Regions from separate parts of the Homo sapiens genome. Here region 2 is linked to region 1. Evidence: read pairs that join two places in POLR2A ChIA-PET (ENCODE). Cell type or tissue: A673. All regions are shown on one strand. Each heading gives the region's core, and the rest is flanking DNA. Links, peaks and the distances in the headings are about the cores only.

Evidence for each region. ChIA-PET counts read pairs that join two places held together with the same protein. Peaks named below come from ENCODE experiments on the same cell type or tissue, not always from the same donor. Only the 100,000 strongest peaks of a DNase experiment are listed, where the experiment ranks them.
Region 2: POLR2A ChIA-PET joins it to region 1 with 5 read pairs; 6 of 35 experiments call an interaction of 5 or more read pairs at or near these places.

Annotation. Positions count from the first base shown.
Region 1 is chr5:138,507,193-138,511,589 of GRCh38, reverse strand. It overlaps ETF1 (eukaryotic translation termination factor 1), which reads left to right. Exons shown (of 11, transcript NM_004730.4): 7 at 1-115; 8 at 390-545; 9 at 961-1,025; 10 at 2,774-2,921; 11 at 3,203-4,397. The coding sequence ends at 3,285. Among named protein-coding and RNA genes, the nearest start is that of ETF1, 34 kb to the left of the region's middle. In A673, for the core only: no CTCF peak of the experiment used is centred there; no DNase peak of the experiment used is centred there; H3K27ac peaks cover 442 bases.
Region 2 is chr5:138,159,308-138,163,704 of GRCh38, reverse strand. BRD8 (bromodomain containing 8) reads left to right here. Exons shown (of 27, transcript NM_139199.2): 15 at 361-575; 16 at 1,559-1,651; 17 at 1,841-1,909; 18 at 2,637-2,814; 19 at 3,532-3,636; 20 at 4,106-4,150. Among named protein-coding and RNA genes, the nearest start is that of BRD8, 17 kb to the left of the region's middle. In A673, for the core only: no CTCF peak of the experiment used is centred there; no DNase peak of the experiment used is centred there.

The sequences.
Region 1 (4,397 bases), core at 127-4,126:
GTTTTAAAATTAGTTGATATATCCTATGGTGGTGAAAATGGATTCAACCAAGCTATTGAGTTATCTACTGAAGTCCTCTCCAACGTGAAATTCATTCAAGAGAAGAAATTAATAGGTATCGGTGAAATGCAACTACTTATTCTGTGAAATGTTTTCGTGTGTGTGTGTGTGTGTGTGTGTGTGTGTATGTGTGTGTGTGTATGTACGTGATTGTATGTATGAGACAAGGTACCAAAAATGTAAAAAGGAATATTTAGTATTTTTATTAACTCTTTTGCCTCAGTAAAAGCATTATTTTTTATCTTCTTTAGTCATTAGGTCGAATAGGTGTGTTTGTATCTACTAGGGAAACTTTAATATATATCCTGTTGACTGATCCCTAATCGTAGGACGATACTTTGATGAAATCAGCCAGGACACGGGCAAGTACTGTTTTGGCGTTGAAGATACACTAAAGGCTTTGGAAATGGGAGCTGTAGAAATTCTAATAGTCTATGAAAATCTGGATATAATGAGATATGTTCTTCATTGCCAAGGCACAGAAGGTATGAGAATTAGAAAATAAGGTTGCTATTTGTTACTGAGCCAGGAAGCCTGGGGTGGAGATTTGGGAGGGATGGCTGATTTCAGGAGCAATCAGAAGGTAGATCTACCCATTGTTCCCCAGTCCTTCAGTCTGTAGCACATTCCTGCATAGATTTTTCTGCTTGAACTGTTTAACGTCTGCTTAAGATTGTTACATCTGCTGAGGACCAGGACTATATCTTGAACATCTCTGATGTTCCTTATGGTTGAAGCATTGTACCTAGTAGACACTCAGTGTATGCTAACATGTTTATGGAAAAAATGTTGAGAGATTGAGTCCCTGAGCCCTTTTCTCATCTAACCTCATCTTATGGAGCTTACACAGATTAGTATATGAGAGCCAGGTTAACACATTTTTTCCTCCTAATACTACAGAGGAGAAAATTCTCTATCTAACTCCAGAGCAAGAAAAGGATAAATCTCATTTCACAGACAAAGAGGTATGTGATTATTTTCTTGGTTTGATGATACGTGCAAGCGTAAATCCGTGTGTTAGAGTACTGGCTGTGTAGAGGGTGAGCTTTGGGAAACCAAACCTTATACTAATTGGGGGTGCTGTGGGAGGTGGTCATCTATCTGCCACATACGAATCTGATTTCAGGGAAGGAGCTGCAGCTTTTTTTTTTTTTTTTTTTTTTTTTTTTTTTGAGACAAGGTCTTGCTCTGTTGCCCAAGCTGGAGTGCAGTGGCATGATCTCGGCTCGCTGCAACCTCCACCTCCTGGGCTCAAGTGATCCTCTTGCCTCAGCCTCTCTGGTAGCTGGGACTACAGGCATACACCACCACGCCCAACTAATTTTTGAATTTTTTGTAGAGAGGCGTTTTCACCATGTTGCCCTGGGCTGGTCTCAAACTCCTGAGCTCAAGCAATCCACTTACCTCGGCCTCCCAAGTGGTGGGATTACAGGTGTGAGCCACCATGACCGGTCTTTTTTTTTTTTTCTTTGAGATAGGGTCCTGGTCTGTCACCCAGGCTGGATTCAGTGGCACAATCATAGCTCACTATAACCTCGAACCCCTGGGCTCAGGCAATCCTTCTGCCTCAGTCTACTGAGTAGCCAGGAGTACAGGCACAAGCCCTCATTCCCTTTTTTTTTTTTTTTTTTTTTTGAGGTGGAGTTTGCTCTTGTCACCCAGGCTGGAGTGCAGTGGTGTGATCTCGGCTCACTGCAACCTCCACCTCCCGAGTTCAAGCAATTCTCCTGCCTCAGCCTCCCGAGTAGATGGGACTACAGGCGCCCGCCACCACGCCTGACTAATTTTTGTATTTTTAGTAGAGACTGGGTTTCATCATGTTGGCCAGGCTGGTCTCGAACTCCTGACCTCAGGTGATCCACCTGCCTTAGCCTCCCAAAATGCTGGGATTACAGGCGTGAGCCACCATGCCAGGCAGCCTAATTTTTTTTATAGAAATGGGGTCTTGCTGTGTTCACCAGGCTGGTCTTGAACTCCTGGGCCCAAGTGATCCTCCTACATTGGTTTTCCAGAGTGGTGAGATTACAGACGTGACCCACCATGCCTGGCCTGGTTTTTGTTTGTTTGTTTGTTTTTGTCTTTGTTTTTAAGTAGTTAAGCAATCAGGAAAACATTTCATTATCCTTGAAATTTAATAGGGAGGAAAATGTAATTTACATAATGCCTCTCCTGCACTGTGAAACCTGTGCTGCTTTCTTCACTTGATCAGCTCTTCCACTGCAGTGGCTTCTCTGGTTTGCTCTAAGTGCATCACAACAGTTGAAAGTATGACCCTCCCGTATGAGATAGGTTTAAATGATAGCTTCCTCAAATTCTGGTTTGGAGAGCTTTGTTCTCTACGAGGCCACTCCCAAAAGCAGTCCTGGAATGTCTCTTCTGAGCCATTGAATGGGTGCTGCTTAGAGACACTACAACAGCCTGACTTCTAGAGTCAACAGTAGGAATCATAAGCTGAATACCCACTGAGTTTTTGTGTTGGTATTTCATAGCTGAGGGTAGAGCCTGAGGAGAAGTGTTGTTTGAAATAATCCGAATTTCTCTGCTGATATCCATTAGGTTATCAAAACCAGAGATGACTTACAGAGCTTTACACACAGACATGCCTATAAATGGGAGGATGAGAGTGATAGGTGGGCAAGGGGCTGTGAGAGGGACTAATTAGCCTTCATATATCCTAATCCCCCATTTTTGTATCTCATGGTCATCCCTGTAGACCGGACAGGAACATGAGCTTATCGAGAGCATGCCCCTGTTGGAATGGTTTGCTAACAACTATAAAAAATTTGGAGCTACGTTGGAAATTGTCACAGATAAATCACAAGAAGGGTCTCAGTTTGTGAAAGGATTTGGTGGAATTGGAGGTGAGTAGCAAATCAGCAAACCAAACTTAAAACCAGGGTCTCAGGTCAAGGTCCCTCCTGGCTAGCCCTAGCCCTGCTTCCGGTGAGGTGCTTATTATCTGCTGGGATAGGTGATTGACGCAGCAGGTGCAGGTTCCTAATTTGGACCCATGTTTATTATTACCTCTTTGCTTTCTGCAATTCTGCAAGAGAATAGGGCTTCCCTTATTCCCTTACCAGCCACCTACACACATGCCCATCCCATGAACACAGGTAATTTACCTTTTGGTTTGTTTCCCCAGGTATCTTGCGGTACCGAGTAGATTTCCAGGGAATGGAATACCAAGGAGGAGACGATGAATTTTTTGACCTTGATGACTACTAGGTAGTCGACATGGGTCCGGCAAAACGTGCCTCACCCTCCAGCATCCAACCCAAGGAGCATACCCATGGTGGAATCCAAACAGATCCCTGCCTTACAATTGGAACATTTCCAGAACTTAATCCATGAGCATTGGATATTGAAAAGAAAACCGAAACAAAACCAGACCCAGCCCTACACTTTGGTTTGTCATGGTGTCAGCGCAGCAGCCTACAACTAAGTTCCTAAACGCCACTTTGGACTAATTTAAAAAAGAATCCCAGTTTTTACTTTTACTGGATGGTGAAATTGGTTGCTCTTGTATTTTATGAAAAAAAATGATTTTTTTAACCTTCATACATAGAAGCAAAAATACTTTAACTGCTGTAAACCTTCAAAAGTTAATAGAAGTGAGATCATACTGGTTTGTTTCTTATTTTGATTGGAGAAAAATTAAATTGCTGCATTTCGCAGTGACCCATTTACATGGCATTCTCAGCTTAGACTGCGTAAGAAGAAATATATGTGGTGAAATGTTGGAACCATTTCTCTCTTGGTCTCTGTTTAATGTTGAAAGGGTGAGCTAATAGGAGGCACTTTCAACTTCACTCCCTCACGCTACCCCGTCCCCCTCCAGACTGGCAGTTTCAAGGATGCAAATTGCATTGCAAAATCAAACTGACTCATGAAGCATTTGGGCCAGTGCACTGTTTACTTCCATCTGTTTGCAGACACATTTGTGCCCGGCGTTTGGGAGCCCTTTGTATCAATGTTCTGACAAGGGTCCCTATAACCTTAACCTACTCGAAACCGGTTTGGGATGGATATGATGGGGCTTCTGTGCTATTGCTGGGATTGGGAGAAATAAAACATGCAATTTAAGTGGAAGCGAAGAAATTTAAAGAGGATTTTATTTTGCTTGGGTCAATCCTTGTTAAAAGGGAGGTGGATGTGTTTTCCTTGTGTTGGATGGCATGAGATTATGTGAATGTTTTGATTTATTAAAATGAACTGCAAGGTTTTTCACAGGAACGACAGACATGTATGACTGCATGTAATTATAAACTCCTGACCTCCTGGTGGGGTTGGAGCATCTGTTTCAAATGTGGGACTTACAAGCACTTCTCACATGAGAA
Region 2 (4,397 bases), core at 283-4,282, 350 kb after region 1:
TGAGCTTGCTCCATCAAATGAGACACAAAATAAAAATTATTTTTGATAACTTTGTACCCAGGGTCAGAGTTACTCTCGAGCAAGGGGAAAGAAGGAACGCCTCTTAGCTTAGTCTTAAGTAAGTAGCTTTTTTTTTTCTTTCTTTTTAAAAGATCCTGGGTATTATTCTTTGTCCAGGTTCTAAATTACTTAACGCAGTGTCTGTAAGTAGATGGTAGTATAAGTGATAGACAGCTGAGTCAGGAAACAGCGTGAGGTCATTTCTAGAACTAATTCTAACCCAAAAGACAGATCATGTTTAATGATGCTTTGCTGGATAGCTTTGCTTGCATTTGTTAACTGGAGCATACTGTATCTAAGGATGCCCCAGGTGAGGATGAGGAGGAAGATGGTGTCAGTGAAGCGGCCAGCCTAGAGGAGCCTAAGGAAGAGGATCAAGGAGAAGGCTACTTGTCAGAAATGGATAATGAACCTCCTGTGAGCGAGAGTGATGATGGCTTCAGCATACACAATGCTACACTGCAGTCACACACACTGGCAGACTCCATCCCCAGCAGCCCTGCTTCTTCACAGTTGTGAGTATCTGAGATTCTTTCTTTGAGGCCAAGGCAGTGAAGGTGAGGAGAGGATCTTTTCCTTCCTTCCTTCCTTCCTGTCTTTTCTCTTTTCTTTTCTTTTCCCTTTCCTTTCCTTTCCTTTCCTTCTCTTTTTTCTTGTTCTCACTCACCCATGCTGGAGGGCAGTGGTGCGATCTCAGCTCACTGCAACCTCCACTTCTCAGGCCCAAGCAATCCTTCCACCTCAGCCTCCTTAGTAGCTGGGACTACCAGCCTGTGCCACCACACCCTGCTAATTAAAAAAAATTTTTTTAGTAGAAACCAAGTTTTGCTACATTGCCCAGGCTGGTCTCAAACTCCTGAGCTCAAGCGTTCCACCTGCCTCGGCCTCCCAAAGTGCTGAGATTACAGGCGTGAGACACCATGCCTGGCCTTTTTCTTTATTTTTAAATTTTTATTTTAAAAAAATTTTTTTAAGGGACAGGATCTATGTGGTCCAGTCTGGTCTTGAACTCCTGACCTCAAGCAGTCTTCTTGCCTTGACCTCCCAAAGCAGTAGAATTAGAGGCATGAGCCACCATGCCTGGCCTGATCTTTTCTTTAGTGTTTCCCTTTTTTGACCTGGAATAAACAGCTGACAAGAAATAATTAGGGCTGGGCATAGTGGCTCACACCTGTAATCCCAGCACTTTGGGAGGCTAAGGCAGGAGGATCGCTGGAACCCAGGAGTTCGAGACCAGCCTGGGCAACACAGTGAGACCCTATCTCTACAAAAAAATTAAAAAATTAGCTGGGCATGGTGGTATGCACCTATAGTCCCAGCTACTTGGGAGGCTGAGGTGAGAGGATTGAGTCTGGGAGGTTGAGGGTGCAATGAACATGATCATGCCACTGCACTCCAGCCTGGGGGACAGAGTGAGACCCTGTCTCAAAAAGAAAAGAGAATTATAATTTTTATTTTTTAACTTGTGCCTAGTGGAATTGCTGTATCTCTGTTTCAGCTCTGTCTGTAGTGAGGATCAGGAAGCTATTCAGGCACAGAAAATTTGGAAGAAAGCCATCATGCTTGTATGGAGAGCTGCAGCTAATCATAGGTGAGTGGGCTTTACCAGTCAGTAGGTTCATTTTCTCCTACTCTTCATTGTTGGTGACTGGAAAAAAGTCTGAGTAGGCTTCTGTGGAACTGCTGGTATTAGTTCTTACTACCTTTAGTTACTTAGAGTAAGTTCCCTCCCTGCACTTCTGGAGAATGTCAGTAATTGCACCTTATTCCTTTTGGACAGGTATGCCAATGTCTTCCTGCAGCCTGTTACAGATGACATAGCACCTGGCTACCACAGCATTGTGCAGAGGTGAGCCATGGTCCACCCAGCATGGTAACTTGCCTGAATTATAAATTGTCCAGTCTTAGTGAAGTTTTGCTTTCGATAGAAAGTTTAAAGCAAGTAAGTTTATGGTTTTGCTATAAGGGGCACTGAGTGCTAAACTGATAATTCCAGTGGCTAGATCACCACTGATAGTCTAAAAGAATAAATCTCCACCAGGAGCGGTGGCTCACGCCTGTAATCTTTGGGGGTGCTGAGGTGGGTGAATCACTTGAGCCCAGGAATTCAAGACTAGCCTGGGCAACATGGCGAAACCCCCTCTCTACAGAAAATACAAGACTTAGCCAGGTGTGGTGTCGCGCATTTGTAGTCCCAACTACCTGGGAGGCTGAGGTGGGAAGGATTGCTTGAGCCTGGAAGTTCGAGGCTGCAGTGAACCAAGGATTGCTTGAGCCTGGAAGTTCGAGGCTGCAGTGAACCATGATTGTGCCACTGCACTACAGCCTGAGTGACAGATCCAGGCCCTGTCTCCAAAAAAAACCTAAATAAACTCCCTTTATTACCTTTCTCAATGCTTATTATATAGATTGTTTCTTGGGTTAAGTGCATGTTTTGGGATAAGGGGTTAGCATTTAAGTCCTGGCAGCTGGGAGTTAAGGTATATATGAGAAAGTCTATATGATAATGTATTCATAGATCTAGGTGCGTCCTCTTTCCATCCCCACTGCTACTTACCCCTGTTCTTTTTTTTTAGGCCTATGGATTTGTCAACTATTAAGAAAAACATAGAAAATGGACTGATCCGAAGCACAGCTGAATTTCAGCGTGACATTATGCTGATGTTTCAGAATGCTGTAATGTACAATAGCTCAGACCATGATGTCTATCACATGGCAGTGGAGATGCAGCGAGATGTCTTGGAACAGATCCAGGTACTTTGAGGATCCTTTGTGTTTCAGCAAGGATGAAATTAAAATACTTCAAGGGGAGGATTCATATTGATGCCAAGAAGGGTTGCTGTGGCTTTTACGTGGATAGCTGTCAGGGACACAATTGAAAACATAATATTTTGTTCTTACTTTTATTTTCTTTGGTGTGGTGAAAGAGTTGTGATACAATATTCTACCTTTCTTGGGCAATTATTTGCAGTTTCATAAAGTTTTTAAATAAAATTTTTTAAAAATGGTGAATGTATATTTTTTAATTACATTAAGTACCTGGTACATAGTAGGTGATCAGCAAATAAGAGTTTCTCCTTTCCTTTTCCCTGCTTTTATCCTATGATTGTGTTACCAGGTACTTTTTGGGGTGTTGAACTTGGAAGAATATTGCAAATCTTTGCACGATTTGTCAAATTACTTAAATTGCTGAATGATCTTTGGTTCATTCTAGTTTTATTATTTTTCTCATTCCTGGAGGATAGAGATTTTGATCCTATGTTATAGCAAAAAAAAGTTAGGGCTGCTTGATTCTTTAGCATCCCTATTGCAACTAGAATTAAAACTTAATATGCTAAACTTCCAATCAGTCAAAATATATTTGAGCCAGAAGAGTACTATACAAAGTTCTATTTACAGTGCTTAAAGTGTACTTAATTTGTCCCTACTAAATCAGGTCTCCATGGCCTACCCTGTTTCTTCTCCCTACAGCAATTCTTGGCCACGCAGTTGATTATGCAAACATCCGAGTCTGGGATCAGTGCTAAAAGTCTTCGAGGGAGAGATTCTACCCGCAAACAGGATGCTTCAGAGAAGGTGAGGCGATCAGGAAGGAACCTGTGTGCCAGTGTTCCAGTAGTAGAAGTCTGAAGCATCCAAGGACCCTTATGTTACTACTTGGTATTGGGCTTCTAGATTCCAATGATATACAGACACATAGATCTTAGAATGATGGTGGTTTGCACCCATCTAAACGTTGAATAAGCCTATTGTAACCGAAAGGCCCAGTCACATGGGAGAAATCATGAGTAGGGGAATTATTAATTCCTCTGGGAGAGTGCTCTCAAGGCGGGGGAAATGGCTTAGCCTGCAGCAGTTGGGGACCATCAGTTTCTGTGCTAGAGGCGTAATGGACAGATTGCTTTTGGATCTCTTTCCTCTTGTTCTTGAGTTTTAAAATTTTGTCCTTGTGTGTGTGGTGCTTGTGTCTCTGTCCTGAGGTTTGGGGTGCTTGTGGCTGAGAGTTTCTGTGGAACCTGATCAGTGTTTGTTTGTCCTCTAACAGGACAGTGTCCCAATGGGCTCTCCTGCCTTCCTTCTCTCTCTCTTTGTAAGTATTGAATGGCTGCAAGGGGTGGTGTTGCCACAAAGATTCTCAGCTCTTAATGGGGGTGGGTGGCAGAGGGAAATCCAACATGCAGACTGTGGCAGTGTCTTGAACTTCTGTTTATTCAGGTCATTGAATAAGAAACTCTTTTCTTCTGCATTCCTGTCTTTCTGCATGTGTGTGTGTGTGTGGGCTGGGTAGGGACTGTTTTTGAGATCACTGGGCTGAAATGTATTCTAGGGGTGAAGGA